Regions from separate parts of the Homo sapiens genome. Here regions 2 and 3 are each linked to region 1. The links are chromatin loops, found by intact Hi-C in ENCODE. Cell type or tissue: heart left ventricle. All regions are shown on one strand. Each heading gives the region's core, and the rest is flanking DNA. Links, peaks and the distances in the headings are about the cores only.

Evidence for each region. Hi-C counts contacts between places; a loop is a spot of excess contacts. Peaks named below come from ENCODE experiments on the same cell type or tissue, not always from the same donor. Only the 100,000 strongest peaks of a DNase experiment are listed, where the experiment ranks them.
Region 2: a loop joins it to region 1, with 2.3 times the contacts of the local background. A loop is called at or near these places in 10 of 110 quality-filtered maps.
Region 3: it touches region 1 in a loop (4-fold over the local background); 38 of 110 quality-filtered maps call a loop at or near these places.

What each region holds. Positions count from the first base shown.
Region 1 is chr17:55,410,849-55,418,320 of GRCh38, reverse strand. MMD (monocyte to macrophage differentiation associated) reads left to right here. Exons shown (of 7, transcript NM_012329.3): 2 at 4,089-4,170; 3 at 6,904-7,064. Among named protein-coding and RNA genes, the nearest start is that of MMD, 7.2 kb to the left of the region's middle. In heart left ventricle, for the core only: a CTCF peak has its summit at 2,097; no DNase peak of the experiment used is centred there; H3K27ac peaks cover 1,621 bases.
Region 2 is chr17:55,352,814-55,360,285 of GRCh38, reverse strand. No RefSeq gene overlaps it. Among named protein-coding and RNA genes, the nearest start is that of MMD, 65 kb to the left of the region's middle. In heart left ventricle, for the core only: CTCF peaks have their summits at 3,167 and 3,366 (motif pointing right); no DNase peak of the experiment used is centred there.
Region 3 is chr17:55,511,146-55,518,617 of GRCh38, reverse strand. It overlaps SMIM36 (small integral membrane protein 36), which reads left to right and starts at 7,166. Exons shown (of 5, transcript NM_001395421.2): 1 at 7,166-7,472. The coding sequence starts at 7,284. In heart left ventricle, for the core only: a CTCF peak has its summit at 4,411 (motif pointing right); no DNase peak of the experiment used is centred there.

The DNA of each region.
Region 1 (7,472 bases), core at 463-4,462:
AGTTTGGTAATGGAAAGGTGAACAAGACAGCCTTCATGGAATTCACACTACAGTGGGAAAAGATGAAATAAAAAATAAGCTAAAACAAATCAAAGTCTTACCAATTGTGACATAGGGCTCTGGTTGGATGGGGAGGGTTGAAATGATACTTCAGTTAGGATAGTCTGGAAAACCTCTCTTGAGGAGGTGACATCTGAGCTGAGCTGAAAGGATGAGAAGAGAGCTGAGCATTCTGGAGAATATCCTAGACAGAAGTAAACAGCAAGTACACATGCCCAGAGGCAGACACAACCTTGATGTGTTTAAGGAGCAGAAAGGAGGTGGTATAGCCAGAGGATGGAGAGAGAGAAAGATGCCACCCTGAGACTGGAGGGGTAGTGAGGCCCAGACCACTCAGGGCTTGTGGGCCTCTGAACACTGTGTTACAGTGCTATCGTAAGCACTTTGGGAAGCCAGAGGCAGACTTTAAGCTGGGATTGGGGTGTGTGATGTGATCTGGGTTTTTTGTTGTTGTTTGTTTTTGAGACAGGGTCTTGTTCTGTCACCCAGACTGGAGTGCAGTGGTGCCATCACAACTCACTGTTGCAGCCTTGACCTCCGAGGCTCAAGCAGTCCTTCTACCTCAGTCAGAAGTAGCTGGGGCTACAGGCATACACTACCACACCTGGCTAATTTTTACATTTTTTTTTGTGTGTAGAGATGGGATCTCACTATACCGCCTAGGCTGGTCTTAAACTCTTGGGCTCAAGCAACCTCCCGCCTCAGCTCCCCAAAAGTGCTGGGATTACAGGTGTGAGCCACCATGCCCAGCCCCTCATCTGTTTCTAATGGAAAACTGTAGCTGCTATGTAAAGAAGAGAGTCTGTACTGGGTCAAGCAGGAAGACTAGTTAAGAGACTTTGTATTTGTACAGACCTGAGATGTTAGGTCTTTATTTAAGGTAGGAGACGCGGAGCTGGGATTACAGGTGCACACCACCACACCAGGCTAATTTTTGTATTTTTGTAGAGATGGAGTTTCTCTATGTTGGCCAGGCTGGTCTTGAACTCCTGACCTCAAGTGATGAGGTGGACTTATTTGAAATATATTTTGAAGGTAGTGTTGATGGTACTTGCACTCGGAGAATGAGGAACACTTGTGGGATTTGATCTACTGAGATCAGCCTCTGAGATCTGCTGGTGGGTTGCAGATCTACTCAGTGGGCACAGTGCTTTAGGTTGAATTTAAAGTGTGTTAGTGTGCTAAGGAGTGTTCCCAGGTCTCTGATCTGTTCTTTCCCTCCATGGTTTTGAAATTCTGTCATGGCATGGGAGAGGGGTATGGGGGAAGGAGGAGGTGATAAGAACGTTGGGCAAGGGGGAAGGCAGGAGAGTTTTGAAAGAGAAAGTGAAGGAATGAGTAAAAAAACTCTGCCTAACTAGTAGCTTTATTAAGTGCAGCTCCCACTCCCAGGACTGAATCACCTTCCTTCAAACCCTCTAGAGCTTGTTGGTTACTCAAGCATTGAGTAACCATTAGGGCCACTCCGCTTTAAATAGAGATGTCTTCCATAAATGGATGCTGTTTTCCATAACCAGCACTTGAACCTTTCCCATTCTTTTTTCGGGGAAGAGATGAAGGCCAGAGTGTGGGAGTTGATTTACATTTTACATCTGCTTTTCCATTTAGGTTTTAGGAGTGATTTCTTCAGGAGGCTGTGGAGGAGGCTTGATTGCACCCTGGCAGGTTAGAGAGAAATGGGAAAATTGTATTGTACTTTCCCAGCAGAACAATTATGCTGTCTATCCTACTGAGCCCCAGATTTAGAGAATTGCTTCCAGGATAGTTACCCTTATCTTTCCCTATTGCCCGTGTCTTACCCTGTGCATCAGGATAGAGTGCCTTAAGTCACCATGGGTGGGATATTTTTCTGTATAACTTTCTACTTTTATTTTTTAATGTGAATTATTCCAGGTGATCAGGGACTAAGCTGTCACAAACATGGCCATCCAGTTTATTTGTTTTTAGGAGAAAATGTGAAAGTCTATCCCTGTTGCTGGGTAATGGCTTGACTATTTTTAGATTGGGCTGCCAGAGATATAAATTGCTATTTTAGTCTGCAGCCTGGTGGTGGGTAGACAAATCCTACTTACTGCACCCTACACAGAGCACATTCAATTTCATCTAACTACAGCCATCTTGGGGCCTTGCTCTTTAGCCTTGAAAATTCCTAATAGGGTATGCTACTTATAGCTCTGTTGTTATGTCTCAGGACAATGATGTGGTATATCCTCCAATTCTTGGGACACTTTTAAAGCATTCTTCCCAAGAGTGTAATTATTTTCTTTTTTGCTAATAAGAGCTGTATAGCAACACTCTTGTCTCTTAGGAAATTAGTAAAATTATTTAAAATATTATCAGGGGAGAAAAGATGATGCTTAATAATAGTTAACTATATTTGAGAATAGCTTGGATAAATTTTGAAGCTACTAACTGTATATTTCTCTTTAACAGTTGGTTTTCAAACCATCTGGTAGATTATACTCAGTAAGTACATATTTTGTACACTAGTTAAATATCTTAACCCATCAGTGGGCCAAGTGAAATATCTTCACTGTCCCAAATTCATTCCCCAGTGGATTTTCCACCTGAACTATCTGTATTGTGTTAATAGTGGCTGCCACTTTATTTTTATTTATTTGATCTAACGATAACAGGCTCTTCCTAACTCAGGGAAAGAGTATTGGCTGGTCTTTTATTAATAAACTTGGCACTCTCTAAAATGGCTTGGTCATGCGTTTTAGCCAATTTTTGGCAACTTGGTTCTACCATTTGGTTCAGCCCTGTACCATTTTTTATTTTGTGTATGAATAAGGTAATGAGTAGTTAGAACTCATTAGTGGCACAAAATACCAACCCCCAACCCCCATTCACACTTCTTTAAACTAGCTTGAGCAAAAGGATTATTTATTGTGCAAAGCCTGTTGACGTCTTACAGACTCTTAAGCACAGGAGTGCAGTGGACCTCTGCAACCTGAATGCTGTTGAAATTTTTTTTTTTTTTTACGTCCGTCTGTTTCTGTGCATCTACCTCTTTCTTCTTTTATTCAGACAGCTGCTTTTTTCTCTCCTGAGAAAAAAAGGATTAATTAGACTAATCCAGAGTCCCTCATGAAACCTGTTGTGGGTATGGGTTGGGTTTTTGGTGGGGAGGGCATCCTCACTCAGCATACTGAAATGGAAGAATGCTATCCTCTCTTTAGGTTCTGTGGTATTCATGCTTTTCTCTGTACTACTGATGGTCACAAAGTTAGCCTAAAGGGAAGTGCGGAATATGGGCATATGTCTATATATGTAACAGATTTTGATATTTAGATACGTACACACATTTGTGTGTATATATGAATTTTATAGCCAAAAGAATCAGGTAGTAGTCATGTGTTTGGTTTTTGAAGCAGACTTTTTGATTTCAGGAAGAACAAAGGTGAAAACATACCTCCGGTTTTAAGTTGCCTAGAGGTAGCCAGGTGTCATTTATTTAAGCTGTCTGGTAATACAATATAGGGAAACTAGTGGGACAGGCCTGTTAATCATGGGATGTAGGGTTTAAAGATGTGCCTATATAAAGCTTTATAAATTTTAAGAGAGAAAATAGAAACTTTGTTTTTCAAATGTAGTGTATCCCTTTTCACTAAATGACAATAAAATTTAGAAAAATTCGTTTTTTTTTTCTAGTTGTACCGTGTGTGTGTGTGTGTGTGTGTGTGTGTGTGTGTGTGTGTGTGAATGGAGGAGGAGGGTTCCAGTTGAAGGGGTGGATATGGTTTCTCTTTGCTTTTGGTTGTAGAAGTTTGCTTTTGGTTATGGAAGGTTTTTCTTTTGAATAAACTGAAAGAAGGCTTAATCTAATAAACTAGGGTATTTGCTTAAGGATCATTGCTATTGGCTCAGTTTACTCCTCTTTAGTGGCTTTGGCTTTATTACCGCAACTGGGTATTTCCACCAGTCACTTCTTTGCGTAGAATAGACCACATACCCACTGGTGGGTTTCCTCATTGTTCTTCACACACTTTGAGTTTTTCTTACATGTGTTCTTTTTGTTTTTACAGGTTCATGAACCATCGAGCTCCAGCCAATGGCCGCTACAAGCCAACTTGCTATGAACATGCTGCTAACTGTTACACACACGCAGTGAGTACAAGTTTTCCACCATTGCCATCCTTTCCACGGGGCTTTGGTGGGAGGAAGGGGTAGTTATCTCTAGTAACCTCAGCACAATTAGTTGGATTTACCCATCTGTGACCTTATCTACCAGGAAATCAGTTCTGGGTCGTGTCACCAGAAACTATGTAAGCATGTAGAATGCTTTGTGTGTTCTAACCTACAGTCAGCTCTGTCCTGGATTCGCTTTCTCCAACAAGATATTCTTTAAAGGAATAATAATAGTATGTACCCTAGTTATAGAAAAACCAAAGACACCTATTTATGAAGACTGTCACCCCTAGAATGAAATGAATCGCCTTTTCAAGACAATCAACTGTGTTCATTTGGCAAAGAGAGTTCACAGTTTGTTGAAAAAGATGCTTTTTAAAATTAAGTGATCCTCTGAAATGGGGAGGGGAGCCATAGCCTCCCACTCCTACAGTGGCCATTGCTTCCCAGAGGAGATGTTATTCCATATTGGTGAAGAAAAAGCCGATGTGATCCCTAAATTTTTTGTTAATTTTTTTCTGCTTTGTAAAAGCAAAACATGCTTATTATAAGAAACTTTAAAAATACTGAAAAATATATAAGAAAAACAAAACTAACCAGAAATAAACTGTTAACACTTCGGTGCATTTCTTTGTGTGTGTGTTTGTGTGTATGTGTGTGTGTATATGTGTGTCTCTGTGTTGGGGGTGTTTGTGAATATGTATGTATTTTCAGTTTTCCTGTTAATGTGACATTAATGGCATTTCTTATGTCATTATAAATTTTTTACTTTACCTGTGGTTTCATTATTCCCTTGCATTTAGTGACATTGAGGGAAAAATAGTGGCTGGGATACAGTCTGAAAACAAGAAATAGAGAAAAGACCAGTTTGCTTCTTTAACAATGAGTGTTTGGAACAGGCTAGTTTAACTGTGGTAGTCACTGTTGGTACAATACAATGGTTCAGATATTGAAACACACAGCTTACCTTTAGGAATAATATTTACTCGGATGAACCTGAATAAACCTTAACTTGTCTCTTCTGAGTGTGTCACAGGTTAAGGAACACTTGTGTAAACTTAAGTAAAGGGAGACCTGACAAAACCCCCATATTAATTTTTTTAGAACAGAAAATATAATCTTATTAAACCGTATCTTGAATTTTTGGATTTCAGGGACCAGTAATATTTCTAACACAGACAAAACACCCCTATTGTCATCATTTCATTGAAGAGAAGATACTTTAACATGAAAAGTAGTAAGGACATGATCTCAAGATAAAGGGCATTCCTTTAAATGAAATACATTTTGTTTTATGAAAAACTTTATTGTACTTAAATGTACTTAAATCCTCTGAAATAGGAAGGCGAGCCATAGACTCTCACCCCTACAGTGGCCATTGCTTCCCGGAGGAGATGCAATTGTATTTAATGTTCTAATTTTGCTTGGGCCAACGAAAACTTCAGCATCTGAAAAACTCATGCCAGTCTCATCTAGGGGATTTAATAGTCTGTTGCAAGGTGACAAATGTAGGTTTGGGGAGAAAAAAGATAAGCAAATTGCTAACATTTGTATTCTTTGTCAAGTATGCTTACTCTAATATCTAATAAAGTAGTTTATTCTCCTGGGAGCTTCTGTCATTGTAAGATGTTTACTAGTCATAGTCATACACATATGACTAGACATTAAAGTTTGTGACCATGTGGACTATGAAATATGATGCAGAAAGCAAATCTCTCTAAAATTCTCAAGATTTTTTGAATAGGTGGGCCTTGGAAATGGTTTGCTCTTGCTTACTTAAAAGGCTCTGTTAAAAATGAAGTGACCCCAAAACTCTTACATTCTGCAGTAGCTCTCAAATTGGTGGAATGTACAGATCCAAACTGAAAATCAGGGTATATAACTTCAACAACTGACTTTTTGTATGTGTGTGTTGCTATGTACATTATAATACCTATTACTTGATTTGTTCAATTATCCTGTCCTGAAATATTGAGATTTCAATTGCAATAGGACAGATATTTTAAAATGAGGACCTCCCTGAAAAATCTGAGTATATGCTTGGCTGTTTTTTGAAATGGGGTCTCACTCTGCCTCCCAGGTTGGAGTTCAGTGGTACAATCATGGCTCACTGTAGCCTCAACCTTTCAGGCCCAAGCAGTCTTCCCACCTCAGCCTGCCAAATAGCTGGGACTACAGGTGTTTGCCACCATGCCTGGCGAATTTTTTAAATTTTTGTAGATACAGAGTCTTGCTGTGTTGCCCAGGCTGGTCTGGAACTCCAGGGCTCAAGCGATTCTCCTGCCTCAGCCTCCCAAAGTGCTGGGATTACAGTCATGAGCTACCACACCCTGCCTGCTTGGCATTTGAATATTTTAAGTAATTACTCTAAATCAGATTATAAAGTAGAATGAAACATGTCCTTATTTAATGAAATTAGGATAAAAAAAAAAAACCATCTGTTTTGCAACAGCTGAATGATGTTGCATCCTTGATGGCTTAATTGTATCCCCACTGGTTGGCACAATTCCTGGACCCTGAGTGGTATTACCTGCTTTCCAGTGTAGCAGCTAACTTCATCTGGCTCTCGTTATGATTATCCAGGAGAGACAAATACTTGCTCTAAGATTATTTTACTAAAATTGTTCCTGGTAAAGCTCTGTATTTTTAGTAAAAGACTCAATTCCATAAAAGCCAGAATATTCCATTCACCATTCTTTATCTTTCCCTCAGTTCCTCATTGTTCCGGCCATCGTGGGCAGTGCCCTCCTCCATCGGCTGTCTGATGACTGCTGGGAAAAGATAACAGCATGGATTTATGGAATGGGACTCTGTGCCCTCTTCATCGTTTCTACAGTATTTCACATTGTATCATGGAAAAAGAGCCACTTAAGGTACAGTGGATGACATGCTGTTTCAACAGATCCAAATAGTTGACTCAACGTGTTTGGTACCCTTCCAAGCTGGCATGCTTTAGTCAAGTAGGGCAAAGAGTAGACATTTTTCTGCCTTGTAGACTAGAATACTATCCCATTATTCAGGACTTGTTCTTTGGACTGGATGAAGTTTTAGGACTCCTCCCCAGCAGGCATCTAAGAAGGTAGGCCTTTGCTCAGTAACCCCAAACAAAACCTAACTGATTCCCCAGGACTTACCACTTAAAAACCTGAGAGCTATTTTCCAGTACTATCAAGCACACTAAGGATATGATGAGAGCAGCAGCTATGGGGTAGTGACAAAGCACACTGAGCTTGGAGTCAGCAGGCAGGCTTTGAGGCCCAGCCCTGCTCTTTAATTTTGGG
Region 2 (7,472 bases), core at 1,558-5,557, 59 kb after region 1:
CATTTCTTCGAAGAACTGTAAAAGGAGATAAAACATGGCTTTACCAGTATGATCTTGAAGTCAAAGCAGAATTAAAGCAATGGCTACCAAGAGGTGGAAGTGGCAGTCAAAGAAAACATGGGGGTTGGGCGCAGAGCCTCAATCCTGCAATCCCAGCACTTTGGGAGCCCGAGGTGGGCAGATCACCTGAGGTCAGGAGTTCGAGGCCAGCCTGGCCAATGTGGCAAAATCCTGTTTCTACTAAAAATGTAAAAATTAGCCAGGTATGGTGTTGAGCACCTGTAACCCCAGCTACTTGGGAGGTTGAGGCAGGAGAACTGCTTGAATCCGGGAGGCGGAGGTTGCAGTGAGCCAAGATTGCACCACTGCACTCCAGCCTGAGCATCAGAGCAAGACTCCAGCTCAAAAAAAAAAAAAAAAAAGAAAAAAAAGAGAAGAGAAAAGAAAAAGAAAATGTGGGCTAGTTAAGAGCAAAGATAATGGCAAAAGTGTTTTGGGATGCTCAAAGCATTTTGCTTCTTGGCTTTCTGTAAGATCAAAGAACAATAACATCTACCTATTATGAGAGTGTTTTGAGAAAGTTAGCCAAAGCTTTGGCAGAAAAATGCCTAGGAAAGCTTCATCATAGAGTCCTCCTCTGCCACAAAGCTCCTGCTTATTCCTCTCAACAAACAAGTGAAATTTTGTAAGTTTAAATGGGAAATCTTTAAGCATACGCCCTCCAGTTCTGATTTGGCTACTTCTGACTTCTTTTCCCCACCTAATTTTAAACAATCTTTAAAGGACACCCATTTTTATTCAGTTAATAATATAAAAAAGACTGCACTGACATGGTTAAATTCCCAGGACCCTCAGTTCTTTAGGGATGGACTAAACTGCTGGTATCATCACTTACAAAATTGTTTTGACCTTGATGGAATTTATGTTGGGAAATAAAATTTATATTTCTTATTTTTACTGTTTGTTGCTTCCACTTTCCATGAACTTTTTGAAGTCTTCTCATACCTTTATTTTTATGCATGTTTTCTTAGAACTTATTTATAATAACTACTTTGAAGTCTTTGTCTGCTAAGTTCAACATCTGGGCCTTCTCTAAGGCTGTTTCTGTTGCCTGCTTTTATGGGTCATATTTCCCTGTTTCTTTTAATGTCTCACAACTTTTTACTGAAAACTGGACATTTTAGATCACATATCATAGCAATTCTGAATGCTGATTCTCTGGGGCTTGTTGTTTCCTTCGTCATTTGTTTAATAGCTAAGCTTAAGTAGTTCTTCAAAGTCTATTGCAGTGTGCAGCTTCTAATGTCCCTGCTTAGATTTTTTTCCCTTATTCTTATCTTTTTTTTTTTTTTTTTCCTGACAGAGTCTCACTCTTTCTCGCCCAGGCTGGAGTGCAATGGCACGATCTTGGCTCATTGCAACTTCTGCTTCCCATGTTCAAGTGATTCTTCCAGCTCAGCCTCCCGAGTAGCTGGGATTACAGCCACTCGCCATCATGCCCAGCTAATTTTTGTGCTTTTGTAGAGATGGTGTTTCACCATGTTGGCCAGGCTGGTCTCGAACTCCTGACTTCAGGGGATCTGCCGCCCCCGCCCTGCCACTTCGCCTCCCAAAGTGCTGGGATTACAGGCATGAGCCACCAAACCTGGCCCCCTTATTTTTATCTTTTAGCCTGGCTAGATAGGGGTTTTCTCTAGGTCAGCATAAGCCATTTACTAGTCAAAGGTTATGCCTCAGTGTCCTTAGTCTGTTAGGTTTTTTTACCCTTTACTGTCGGAAATGATATGTGTGATGTGGAGGCTCTTATCACAGTTCAGGGAGCTTACTACTTTTCTCCCGTGTTCACCTAGGAACTAGCAGCCTGGTGGTTCTCTCTCTGATTGCTTCTTGGAGGATGCAGCCTTGGGTATGCACATAGTCTTCCAGACTTTCAGGGATGACTATGATTTTATTTTTAAGCTTGGCTGTCTTGGAGTCACTCCTGCGCCAGAATAACATATTGTTCAGTCAGTTGTTAATCAGAAGTTGTGCTTATGCCCTTTTTACCAATAAAATTTCCACCCTATGTTGATGGGCCTGTGGGTGACTTGAGAAATGCTATGAAATCTGCCCCACATCCTGCTCTGATTTTTCCCAAGTGAGTGCAGCCTAGCACAGCCTTTCTGATTGGACTTGACTGTATGCATAGAAGGGCTCTTCTTGGCTGTCTCTTTCCGTGGTCTCCCTATTAAACTTCTGAATACTCTGCTATTTTGTTTGTATACGCACATACCAGCTGCCTCTTCATTGCTCTCCCAACAAGATTACCATTATTTTTAAGAATGCTCTTACGTATGGAGTTCACCCTTTGTTCCAAATAAAGTCAGTCTCCTCAGGCAGAGCTATGGTGTTTTGCTCTTTGTGGCCTGCCTTTCCCACTAGGTAGAGCACCTGTGCCACTGCACTGAAGCTGGAACAGAGATCCTCTTTCCCCAGAGTGACATCCCTGCTCCATGACTAGGTACTGGGGTTGGGGAGTGTGGAGACCCCTTATCTTCTCATCTTACCTCTCCCAGCATGTAACCTCTCACTTGCAAGTGAACTGAGGTGTAGGAAATCAGTCCTCCAGTATTCTTGACTTGCTGTGCCTACAGCAGAGCTTCCACCTTATAACTGGGGGTTGGATGACACTTCTTGGCATACTCATGTGGAACAGAACTTCTGCAGACTGGGGCTTAGTGGAGTGAGAAATACTAGCATCCTGTCTTTTTTAGGGTGAAACCATAGCCTCAAACTAGGATGTAGAGAGAGATGGAGCCCTGTCTTGGCTGCTCATATACTGGGTAGAGTTTCCATAATAAGGAAGAAGATTAATGGGCAAATCGCAGCTCAAATGCCACAGACTCTTGCTATTATGATTGAAATTTTAAAGATTTTCTTGAATTAATGTTTCTTATTTGCTGTATGGCCCTTACAACACTTTCCAGACACTTTAAATGATGGATATTTTAAATAATTTTCTCTAATTCGATTGTTGTTTTGCTGGGGAAAGAGTCCACCAAACTTGTTATTCCATTCTCCCAGAAGTCCCACCTCTTAATTCCTCTTTATATATTCACCATAATATCTCTTTGCACCTAATATAGAAGTGAAAAGCACAAGCTCCAGTGTAACCAGCCTGAATTCAAGTCTCTAGTCTGCCACTTGTTAGCTGTGTTACTTAGCACATGTTATTAAACTAATAGTAGCTACCTCAGGGGATTGTGGTGAGAGTAAATGAGCTAATCCATTGAAAATGCCTAGCATGGTATTTGTCTCAGAGTTAGGCATCCCCTAAAGGATGGCTGTCATGTTCATCTTGGTAACCCTGCATGATGACAGATTGCCACAAGGGGGCACCAAGAACCATGTATAATGATGAAGGACTAGAGGGATTCAGTTAGGTCGCTCTAGCAGTTACATTTGTAGGCTCACGTTTACATTTGTAAGCCAGCCAGAGGTAGGTATTTTCCCAGAAAACAAAAGAAAGAGGTTGAAGGCATGTTATAAACATTGCCATACCATTTCCTACAGAAGATGGAAATTCAGGATCCTTCCTAAACATCACCAAGCCATTTCCCCAACTTGGAAGCTTAGCTAAGCAAAAGGAACTATGCTGTGAAAGGGGGAGTGTCTCTTGATTTGCAAGGTACTTTCCTGTGTACAAGGCACTGTTCCATGAGTTGAGGGGATTCAAAGGCTCCCTTAAGGAGCAATCAACTGTAGTAAGTTGGCATTTACTTATTGAGTGTCTGCCATGTGCTAAGGATTCTCAATAGCTTAAGGCATCATTATGCCATTCCTTTTGTTTTTATTGAAGAGTTCCCCAGAGGCTTGGCTGAGGATTTAGCCCATGTCCAGAGGATGATAAAAAGTCAACAGACAATCTGGAGCAGGGAGAGGACAACTTAATGAAGAATGAATTTAGCATGATTGATTGATTGATTTTTATTTTATTTTATTTTTTTTTGAGACAAGGTCTCACTCTGTCACCCAGGCTGGAGTGCAGTCCTGCGATCTCAGCTCACAGCAACCTGTCTCCCAGGTTCGATAAATTCTTCTGCCTCAGCCACCTGAATAGCTGGCATTACAGGAACACACCACCACACCTGGCTAATTTTTACATTTTTAGTAGAGACGGGGTTTTGCCACGTTGACTAAGCTGGTCTCGAACTCCTGACCTCAAGTGATCCACCTGCCTCGGCCTCCCAAAGTGCTAGGATTACAGGTATGAGCCACTGCGGCCAGCCAGAATGAATTTAGCTCGATTTATTTAGAGTGGAGTGCAGGAAAGAAGAGCGTCAAAGGCCAGGGATGCCCATGGCAATGTTGAAACAGATTGATGTGAAGTCAAACACTATTAAAGCAGAAATTCCTAATATAATTAAATTTTAAGAGAAATCACAATAGTTAACAGAAATAAAAATGAAGCTGTTGTTCTGGCTGAAACAAGAGTAGCAAGCCTGGGTCTCCATCTACTAAGCTGCTTTCTCACCTTCTAACAGTCCAGAAAATGGTAGTTTTTGAAAACGGAATAGAATGTTGGAAGAATCTTGGGTGCATCTCTGTGTAATACAGTTTGAAACCCACTCTAATGGTTCAAACAGTAAGGTGAATGGATGAAGACCCAGGATAAAGGATGGTTGTGAGGATGGAGAAAATGAGGCAGAAGGATGATCCAACGCCTTCACCCCAGCTGCCTCAGGGCACGCTCGGCTCAGTCACAGCTGCATCCTTTTCACTTTGCATCCTTCTTTGCAGTATTTCTCCTGTTTTTCTTCTCATTCTGTCCATTGCTTCATGCTAGTCTAGGATCAGGGTCTGAGCCCAATTTGTGGCATTAATCGTGTTTCTTGTCTTTAGTTATAATTCATATTTGCCTCTCCCCTCCTGGAAATAACCCAGTCTTCTCATGGACCTGGGAAGCCACTGTGTTGTTAGGATTTTTTAGCTTTTGTGAAAATGAGAAAAAGAAAGAATGAAGAGCATCTAGCAACTGATTATATATATCAGTTTGAAATACATATATGTATGTTTATACACACCTGCACGCGTGTGCACACACACACACACACACACACACACATTACTTGCCTGGGATTAAATAGCTAACTAGGAAGTGGCAGAGCCAGGGCTTAAACTGACATCTGTCTGACTCCAAAGCTCTTATGCTTGGTATTTATGGATTCTAAGCTTCTTTGCCTGTTTTCCAGACCATCCATATTTGAGGCCCCTCTAACAATCCTATCCTATTTCACATTTCTAGTCAATAGACATCTACCAACTTGAATGCAGTTAGGAAGCCTTTTGTACACAGCATTATTGTACATTCTCAGGTCAATATCTTAGTTTGAGGATTACACTTTATTCCATTAAATTCAGCAAATATTTATTGGGTGATTACTGTCTATCAGGTACTGAATAATAGAAAAAAATACAGAGAGAGATTAACTGATTTCAAAGCACTTTCATACTTTATCTCATTGAATCTGCATAGAAACTTCATAAAGTAGTTATGGCAGGTAAAATTATCCCAATATTCCAGATAAGCAAACTAAGGTTCAGACAGTTTGACTGTCTAATGTCACACAAATCTTACCAATTCACCAAGGTCCAGCTAAGAATCTCCTGCACTAAGTCTTCTTTCAAGAAGTTATGGCAGTGATGTGGCTCTATAGTTAGCAGCTTCCTGATTTGGTTTCTGGCAGTAACATCAGCAGCTCTCCTAAGCAGAGTGATCTTAGGGGCTGGGAGCTGTTCTTAGAAACTTAACTAGGAACCTGATCCTTGGACCTTCCCAACCATTAGTAATTCATTTAATACCTGGGAATAATTTCTTAGTTTTTAAAACCGTCTGCAGTGGTTTCTAAGGTCTATAATTGGACCCTAAATGGTAAAATTACTAGCTAAAAATAATGAAGAAAAAAAGAAATAAAAATAACCATTATCAAGGTCATTCTTCCCTCATTCAGAAAAAAAAGAACTGCAGGAGAGGAAAGATAGCTGTGTAGTTAAATACCATTTCTGCTCAGTGACTTGCAGAAAAGTGTTGACTTTGTATCCTGTAATCTACCCTCCTCATCCAGTTTCTATCTAGGGTATCTCTGATAGAGAACCTTTTGCACAATCCCAAGAGCAGGCACCTCTTTCATTTATAGGCAATCACATATTAAGCCAAAATGTGTCTCCCTGTCACTTGTACCCACGGGTACTACCTATCTCCATCTTTGAGAGCTAGATAAAATTGCACTTCTTTTTATAGAAGCCCTTTCAAAAATATTTTTGACCCCTATCAGACCAGCTAAAGTTTTTCTTTCCAACCGGGTATGGTGGCTCACATCTGTAACCTGAGCACTTTGGGTGTGCATGATATATCTTTTTCTATCTTTTTACTTTCAATTTGTTTATGTCTTTGAATCTGCAGTTTGCCTCTTGCAGACAGCATGTAGTTGGATCCTGTGATTTTTAGTTTTTTTAAATTCATTCTGCCAATCTCTGCCTTTTGATTGGAGTGTTTAATCTACTTATATTTAATATAATTACTGATAAGGTAGAATTTACTTAGGCCATTTTGCTATTTGTTTTCTATACAGCCTATCTTTTTTATTTTTCTGTTCTTCAATTGTTGCCTTGTTTTGTGTTACACAGATATTTTCTAGTGTACCATTTATATTTCCCATGTCATGTCTTATACTATATATATTTTTAGTTATTTTCTTAGTGGCTGCTCTGGAGATTACATTCAACACTTTAATTTTTAACAATCTAATTTGGATTAATCCCAATTTAATTTCAATAGTATACAAAAAACTGTGTCTACAGATCTCCATTTTCTCCCCCCTCCTTTGTGCTATTACTGTTATAATTATACATTATAAATCCATCAACACAGTTTTATAGTCATTGTTTTATAGAGATGTCTTATAAATCACATAGAAAAAGAAAAGAATTACAAACAAAAGTACATTCATACTACATTTTATATTTATCTATGTAGTTACTTTTACTCATGTTCCTTATTTTTTCTTCATGAGTATTTGAGCAAGTCTTCTTTCCTGTCAGCCTGAAGGACTCTTGGTAGTATTTCTTACAGGGCAGGTCTGCTGGTAATACATTCTTTTTTTTTTTTTTTTTTTGAAAAACCTGTCAATGTGTGGTTTTCTCGTTTATTTTTGAAGGATAGTGTTTTTGGTGAATACAGAATTCATTTTTTTTTTTTTTTTTTAAGAGACAGGATTTCACGTCATTGCCAAGGCTGGAGTGCAGCATCATGATCATAGCTCCTTGTAAACTTGAATCACTTCCTGGGCTGAAGTGATTCTCCTGCCCCAGTTTCCCAAGTAGCTTAGGACTATGGGCATGCATCACCACCCCTGGCTAATTAAAAAAAGAAGAATAGACATAGGGCCTCACTATGTTTTCCAGGCTAGTCTTGAGCTCCTGGCCTCAAACAA
Region 3 (7,472 bases), core at 2,383-6,382, 98 kb before region 1:
ACTCACGGTCCACTTTTTTACCTTCTTTTCTCCACCTATTTTTAGGGGTTTTCTTTCTCATCCCACCCTATGAAAACCCCTTCTAATTTTAGCAAAATCTCAAAACTAACAGTCAACTGTCTATTCTCATTTTACTTGATCGATCACTCAGCAGCTTTAAACCTAGTTGGTCACTGCCTTTGTTGAACCCAGTGCTATAGTTTGAATAGTGTTCCCCAAAGTTCGTGTATCGGTAACTTAATCCCCAATTCAACAGTGCTGAGAAGTGGAAACTTTAAGAGGCAATTTGGCCATGAGGGTTCTGTCTTTATGAATGGATTAATCCTTTTATTGTGGGAGTGGGTTAGTTATCAAGAGAGTAGATTCTTGATGAAATGACAAATTCAGCCCTCTTCACCCTGTCCTGCTCTGCTCTCATGCTCTCTCTTGTCCTTTTACCTTCTACCATGGGATGACACAGCAACGAGGCCCTCGCCAGATGGTGGCCCTTCAATCTTAGATCTCCCATTTTCCAGAACTGTAAGCCAAGTTATCCAGTCTCAAGTATTCTGTTATAGCAGCACAAAATGGACTAAGATACATACTTCTCCCTGGATTTTCATGACACTAAGTGCTTCTGATTTTCCTCTTATCTCTCTGTTCACTCCTCTTTATTATTTGTTGATTTCTTCCTCTCTGTTTAACATTTAGATGTTGGGATACTCTAGGCTCTGTCCTTATTCCTCTTCTCTTCCTAATGTACACCTTCTTTTAATGTCATCTCATTCAGTTCTATGACTGTAAATATTACCTATATATTGATAAGTCTAAAATCTATATTTGCAACACTGACTTTTCCACTAAGATCTGAACTCAAATATCCAGCTGTCTTCTCACCATCTCCAATTTAATCCTAAGGATAACTCTTGATTCACCTCCCAAATTTACTTTCCTTCAGTCATCCACATCACTAAATGATACCTCCATATACCCGAGTTGTTCACTCTGTGACCTTGGTAATAAGAACCATGAAGTCTTTTCAATCAGGCATCTCTCAACTTGTTGTTGTTGTTGTTGTAACAGAGTCTCACTCTGTCGCCCAGGCTAAAGTGCAGTGGCACGATCTCAGCTCACTGCAGCCTTCACCTCCCAGGTTCCAGCGATTCTCCTGCCTCAGCCTCCCAAGCTGGGACTCCCTCAGCTGGGACTACAGGTGTGCAGCACCATGCCTGGCTAATTTTTGTATTTTCAGTAGAGATGGGGTTTCACCATGTTGGCCAGGCTGGTCTTGAACTCCTGACCTCAGATGATCCACCCTCCTTGGCCTCCCAAAGTGCTGGTATTACAGGTGTGAGCGAACATGCCAGGCCCATCTCTTACCTTTTGTATCTCAATCCTATTTCAGAGTCTTAGAAACTCTCCATTATTTTCTTTGCACCATCTTAGTATACCTTCAATAGTAAGGTAGCCCTGGTTTCTCCAGTTAGCTACCTTTCTTGGACATTGTTCTCTACTATTCCAGCATATTGCCATTCAGTGTTATATAGGGCATGAGACTTCTCCAGGAACCTGGCAGTCTTCCAAGAATATACTATGTAATCAAAGCTGAACCCTTTCTGCCTTGGAGTGCCCATCTAGGTGATTATATAGTCTTTCTTCTAAAAGATGGTATAGGGAGTGTTGGGGAGAAGCGTCTTCTCAGGGACACACTAACATCTAATCTCTTGTCACCTCCCCTTAGAATTCCTTTTTCAAATCTTCCTCAAGAATAGGAAGGCTGGCCAGTTGCAGTGGCTCATGCCTGTAATCCCAGCACTTTAGGAGGCCGAGGCAGGTGGATCACCTGAGGTCAGGAGTTTGAGACCAGCCTGGCCAATATGGTGAAACCCCATCTCTGCTAAAACTACAAAAAATTAGCCGGGCGTGGTGGCAGGTGCCTGTAATCCCAGCTACTTAGGGGGCTGAGGCAGGAGAATTGCTTGAAACCGGGAGGCGGAGTTTGCAGTGAGCCAAGACTGTGCCATTGCACTCCAGCCTGGGTGACAGAGTGAGACTGTCTCAAAAAAAAAAAAAAAAAAAAAAAAGGAAGACTGTTCACATTCCTCACTTTCTCTTTCCTACATTTTGGCCTGTTATATAAACTTTATGCTTTTGGTCTCTTGATACACAAAGCCAATATTTTGTAGTTCTAAAAATGGCCTTTGCTTTCCCCCACAATGCCTGGCTCAAAGTCTATGGACTTTGGTATAAGCGTACAGAATTTTACAAAGGAGCTCAAGAATGATGAATTTGACTCTTCCAGGCTGTGTCTCTCCTGAGAGTCAATACCCTTAGAAATCTTGGATGATGAAGGAGAAGAGAAATTGGTTCAAATAAGTCTTGGGAAGGAGAGGGAGAACCAACACCATAGCATCTTAAAAATATTATCCCTAGCTACATTGTTTTTCATTGTTTTGTAGGTTTTTATATTTTTTTCTGTGTCTTCTGAGGAATTTTACTGGGAAGATATAAAAGGCTACATCAGGGGCTTCCAGCCAAGTGCTATTTTAAACTGAAGGTCTTTGTTTTTTATAGAAGTAAATTTTACATACAGTAATTTTCTTTCATCCCATGCGTTTTCTTCATGGAGCCATACCTGAGAAGAAAGAGCCAGGAACCAAGCTCAAGTCTATAAGGGGCAAGCACCAAAATAAAATAGAAGAGGATCTAAAAGAGCTTGGTATACCTCCTGGTTTGCTGCAAGCCACATCTGGTTTTATTCACACATTAGATAGGTAGTATGTTAGTTTCCTAGGACTGCTATACCAAAATGCCACAAAATGAATGACTTAAAATAATGGAATTTATTCTCTCACAGTTGTGGAGACTGAAAGTCTGGAATCAAGATGTCAGCAGGGTTGTTTACTTCTGGAGGCTCTGAGGGAGGGTCTGTCCCAGGCCTGTCTTCCAGTTTCTGGTGGTGGCCTGCAGTCCTTGGCATTCCATGGCTTGCAAGATGTCTCGCTCCGATCTCTCTCTATCTTTCCATAGCATCTCCTCCCTGTGTGTCTCTGTGCCCTCACACAGCCTGCTTATAAGGACACCAGTCATTGGATTAAGGGCACATTACTTCTCCAGTGAAATCTCACCCTTAACTAATTATATCTGCCAAGACCCTATTTCCAAATAAGGCCACATTCTGAGATTCCAGGTGGATGAGTTTGAGGGGAGACATTATTCAACCCAGTATAGATGGAAAGAAAGACTTTTAAGTTGCGACAAAATATGGCAGTATTTCTCCAGAGGCTGCCAGGTGAGGCTCCCAAGTGAGCCACCTGCTTGATTACAAGTAGGAGGCTGAGAAGGGTGGTAGGTTGAAAGTTAGGTTATGTCCTCTTAGCATAAATTTGAGGGACAAGTGGACTTTTGAAAATCTAGATGGCTAGCATTTGGTTTTGTTCATTATTGCCTTTCTCACTTTTCTAGCATCTACAGCATCTTTCCCTCTTTCACTTTCCATTCTATCTAGTCAATAGTTCCAGCGCAAAAAAAAAAAAAAAAAAAAAAAAAAAACACTAGACTAGAATTCAAAAACATTGCTTTAATGTCTTGCTTCTGTCATTTACTATCTGTTTGGACTCGAGAAAGTCACGTCCCTGTGCCTGAATGTCCTCAACTGTGAAATAATCAAACTCCCAATGCTTTTTTAAATAAGTTTATAACATTTTTACCTCTGAAGTTGACACTTCTCTAAGGCACTAAGACTTTTGGGATACCATATTTTATCAAGGAAGCAAGGCACTCTGAAATACCAGAGATAAATTTTCATCCAGAATAGTTGATATACAAAAATATGTTTGTTTTAAGTAATAAACTCTACTTACCTAAAAATGTATTTATATGGGACACATATTTATCTGGTATTATTAAGTAATATTCCAGGCCAGCCATCAAAATGAACTACACTGCAAGTAAATATGTAAACAACTGAAGACCCATAGAATACCTGCCCAATGGGTCTTGAATGCTCCATAGAATAAGTTATGCATGTACCTGTTTTATTCATATTTTATGCAGTAGAAAAGAGAGATGAGAGGGTGAGAGGGAAAAAGGGAATGAGAATAAGCTCATTCAATTCCACTGCCTCTTTAAGCTTCAATTTTCTCATTTTAAAAAATTGGGTTGATAATTCCTTTTTTCCTCTGAGCTCTACATTTGTTATACAGTGTGCTTTCAGTATCACATTATCAAGCTCTAAAGTGCTTAGTACCTTGCTAGCATATGGTAAGTGCACAATTCATATTTGTAATAAACGAAGGAATTAGTATGTCAAGGCTACCTCAAGGGGTTCTTCTGAAATGCAGCTTGTTATTGTTTTTACCTATGTCACCCTGTCATCCGTCCCAGTTTGCCTATTGCCAAGTTTTTTTCTTTATTTAGCAGCCCCTGCTTTGGCCACTAGATGGCACCAGAGGAAAGTTCCTTAAAGACAGCAAAAGAAGGAAAGATGGGTGAGGTTAGCCCCAGTATGAATAAAGGAGCCACCCAGGTTAATTAAGTAAAACAAGCACCCAGCATTTCACCGAAGACATTGCAAGGAAGTGAAGCCTTCATGAGACTGGACTTCAAATGAACTTTGAGCACTGGTGGAAACAGAAACAAAAAACTCTCTGCTAATAGAAATAAGATACTGGAACCAAAGACAATAGCCTTGAACAAAACATTCCGGGACACCACGGGTATCAGCAGAATGGGGGCAATCTAAGAAGACAGGCCAGACCAGATCACTCACCATGATTAATGATTATCACCATTACACAGAGAAACCTAGATCTGATATGAAAACTCCACTCAATAGAGCAGATCTGTTGCATATATTTCAGTTTAATTTAATGTGGACTAAACTATATGTAGTTCTCATTTCAGAGTCAATTTTAACCAATCCTTGTGTCATCTATTTAAAGTCACCAAATAACTCCCCTAAATATTGTTACATGGAGGCACCTGGGCTATCCAGACTCAGTTTACTATAGAAGTCACGAATCTAGAGTCCCGAGTGGGCAAAAGAAAGTAGGCATCTGGTACATAATGCTGCCTTTTAAAGCCTCGCTTCTGTCTGGTGCATTGCACGTGACTTACAGATGCAACAGACAACTCTACTTGCTGTGTGATTCTGTGCTTACCAGAAACTTTCCAATTATAAATGGACTTTTCCTGTAGATCTGCCTTCAGGAAGAAAAAGCTATGTCCTTGCAAGCACAAAATTAATTCTCTGAATCTGTCGGACTTAAAACCTTGGACAGTGTTGAATTCTGTGTTGAATGCCCCCTGGAATAGCTCTTCACAGATCACCAAAGCCCTGGTGACCGCATATTGGCCCATTTTCTTCACGTCCTTTTTTTCTACTTTTATAGCCATGATTCTCCATCCTGGTTGCAGATCAAAATTATCCATGAAGATTTTTATTAATACAGATCCCCAGACTCTAGTCCCAAAGATTCTAACTCAGTAGATCTAGGGTTGATCCAGGTATCTGTATTCAAAAGAGACCCAATAGATTCCAATAAGGCTGACCCTAAATCTATGGTGTTTCAGAATCATGCATCTTCTGGATTATAATTCCATAAGTTAGTCCAGGACCATAGAATCATGGACGATATTATTTGGAAAAACGTCTCCAGATGCATAAGAACCCCATACTACAACATCTTCAAATGCTCAGGTTCCCATGGAAGCTCAGTATAAAGGAGGCTGACAGGAAGACACTAGCCCATTGAAGCTTAACACTAAGAAACCAGCAGACCTTTGGGAACTTCAGCTTTTAACTAGGAGTATCCAAAAAGTCCTATTAGCTATTGGAGAAAAGGCTACTGATGCCCTAGCTGGCCAAAAATACATATATGAGACCAAGACCAGATACGTAATTTGTGGGTCCCAGTGCAAAGTTGAAAAGTTAAGAATTTCAAGATGGCAACAGCAGAGCATTAAACCAAGTGTGAGCTCTTTCTGAGAATGGAACGTTGTGCAGCTGCACAGGGCACATGCCCATGAAGTAGCCTATGCGGGACTATTGGGACCAGGCTACAACTGAGGCAGGACAGTGATTTGTACATCAAGGAATAACTGTAATCCGATCAGTATCTGATCTTCCTCTCAATTTGCTTGTTTTTCTGCATCCTTGAGGCAGCCTTTGGGAATCTCTTTAAAATGCAAATTCAGTAGTGTCACTCCCCTGTGCAAAAGCATTCAATGGCATCCCATTGCTCTAGGATCATATCTAAAGTCCTGAGTATGGCCCACAAGTGCCTGTGCCTTCTGGCCCCTGTCTACCTCTCCCACCTTGTGCTCCCATTCTCTTTATGCTCCAGTCACACTGCCCTTGTTTCAGTGCTTGCAATTTTCCAGGCTCCTTTCTCTTCGGGTCTTCACATATGCAGTTCTTTGTGGCTAGAAGAATCTTCCCTGTCTCTTCTCACTTAGCTAAATTCTACTTATCCTTCAGGTCATAGGTTAAATGTTGCTTCTGCATGGAAGCTTTTTTGACCCACACTGGGACACGCTGTCCTCTTACCCTCTATTTGTCCCTTATAAACTGATTTCCACTGTTCTTAAATGGCGAATTGTGCAATTATCTGTTTAAAGGCTATCTTTCCTGCTAGACTACCTGCTTCTCTGTCTTATCACTGCCATATCCCCTTTGCTTAGTGTAGTGTCTGAAACACAGGAAGTAAGTACTCAAAAAGTAGTTTTGAATTAACTAATGAGAAACATGGCAACAAATGAAGAAAGGGTGAAAATATCAGGCACTAGTATCTTCTTCTTGTTGAAGAATCACATTTACTTCCAAAGCCTACTGACCTAATCTTCCAAATCACTCCATACATGGCACTAAACATCCCTTATACAAAGACAGCACAATTGTCCAGGACAATCCAATTTTTAGCTGTCATCATGGAGTGCTTATTAACAACACTTACTTTTGCTCACCAAACTGCCTGTGTGGATGCTGAATTATGTGAATGCTCTACTTATATACCATGATCCAGTAACTCATGAGCCATCTCTCTCTCTCTCTTTCTCTCTCTGTGTAGGCGAACTGATGACAGACAGCTTCTGTGTTTTGGTGGCTGTGGTATTAACAGCAAGCTTAAGTTATTAAACCGAGCAGCTTTAATCCTCGAGGTCTCCTGGAGCAGTAGGGATTAATGTATTTTTACTCCAGAGCCAATGTAGCTATTCCGATGCTCTAAGATCTGCTCTCTGCAATGCCCAAACTGACCCCAATTGCCTTTCTCTAGACCCACTTCTCCACCGTGGGAGAAGTGATGGAATTCTACTTGGAGATCGACCCTGTTACCTTGAACCTGATCATCCTAGTTGCGAGCTACGTCATCTTGCTCCTGGTCTTCCTCATCTCCTGCGTGCTATACGACTGCCGAGGCAAGGATCCCAGTAAGGAGTACGCGCCCGAGGCCACTCTCGAGGCCCAGCCCTCCATCCGGTTGGTGGTGATG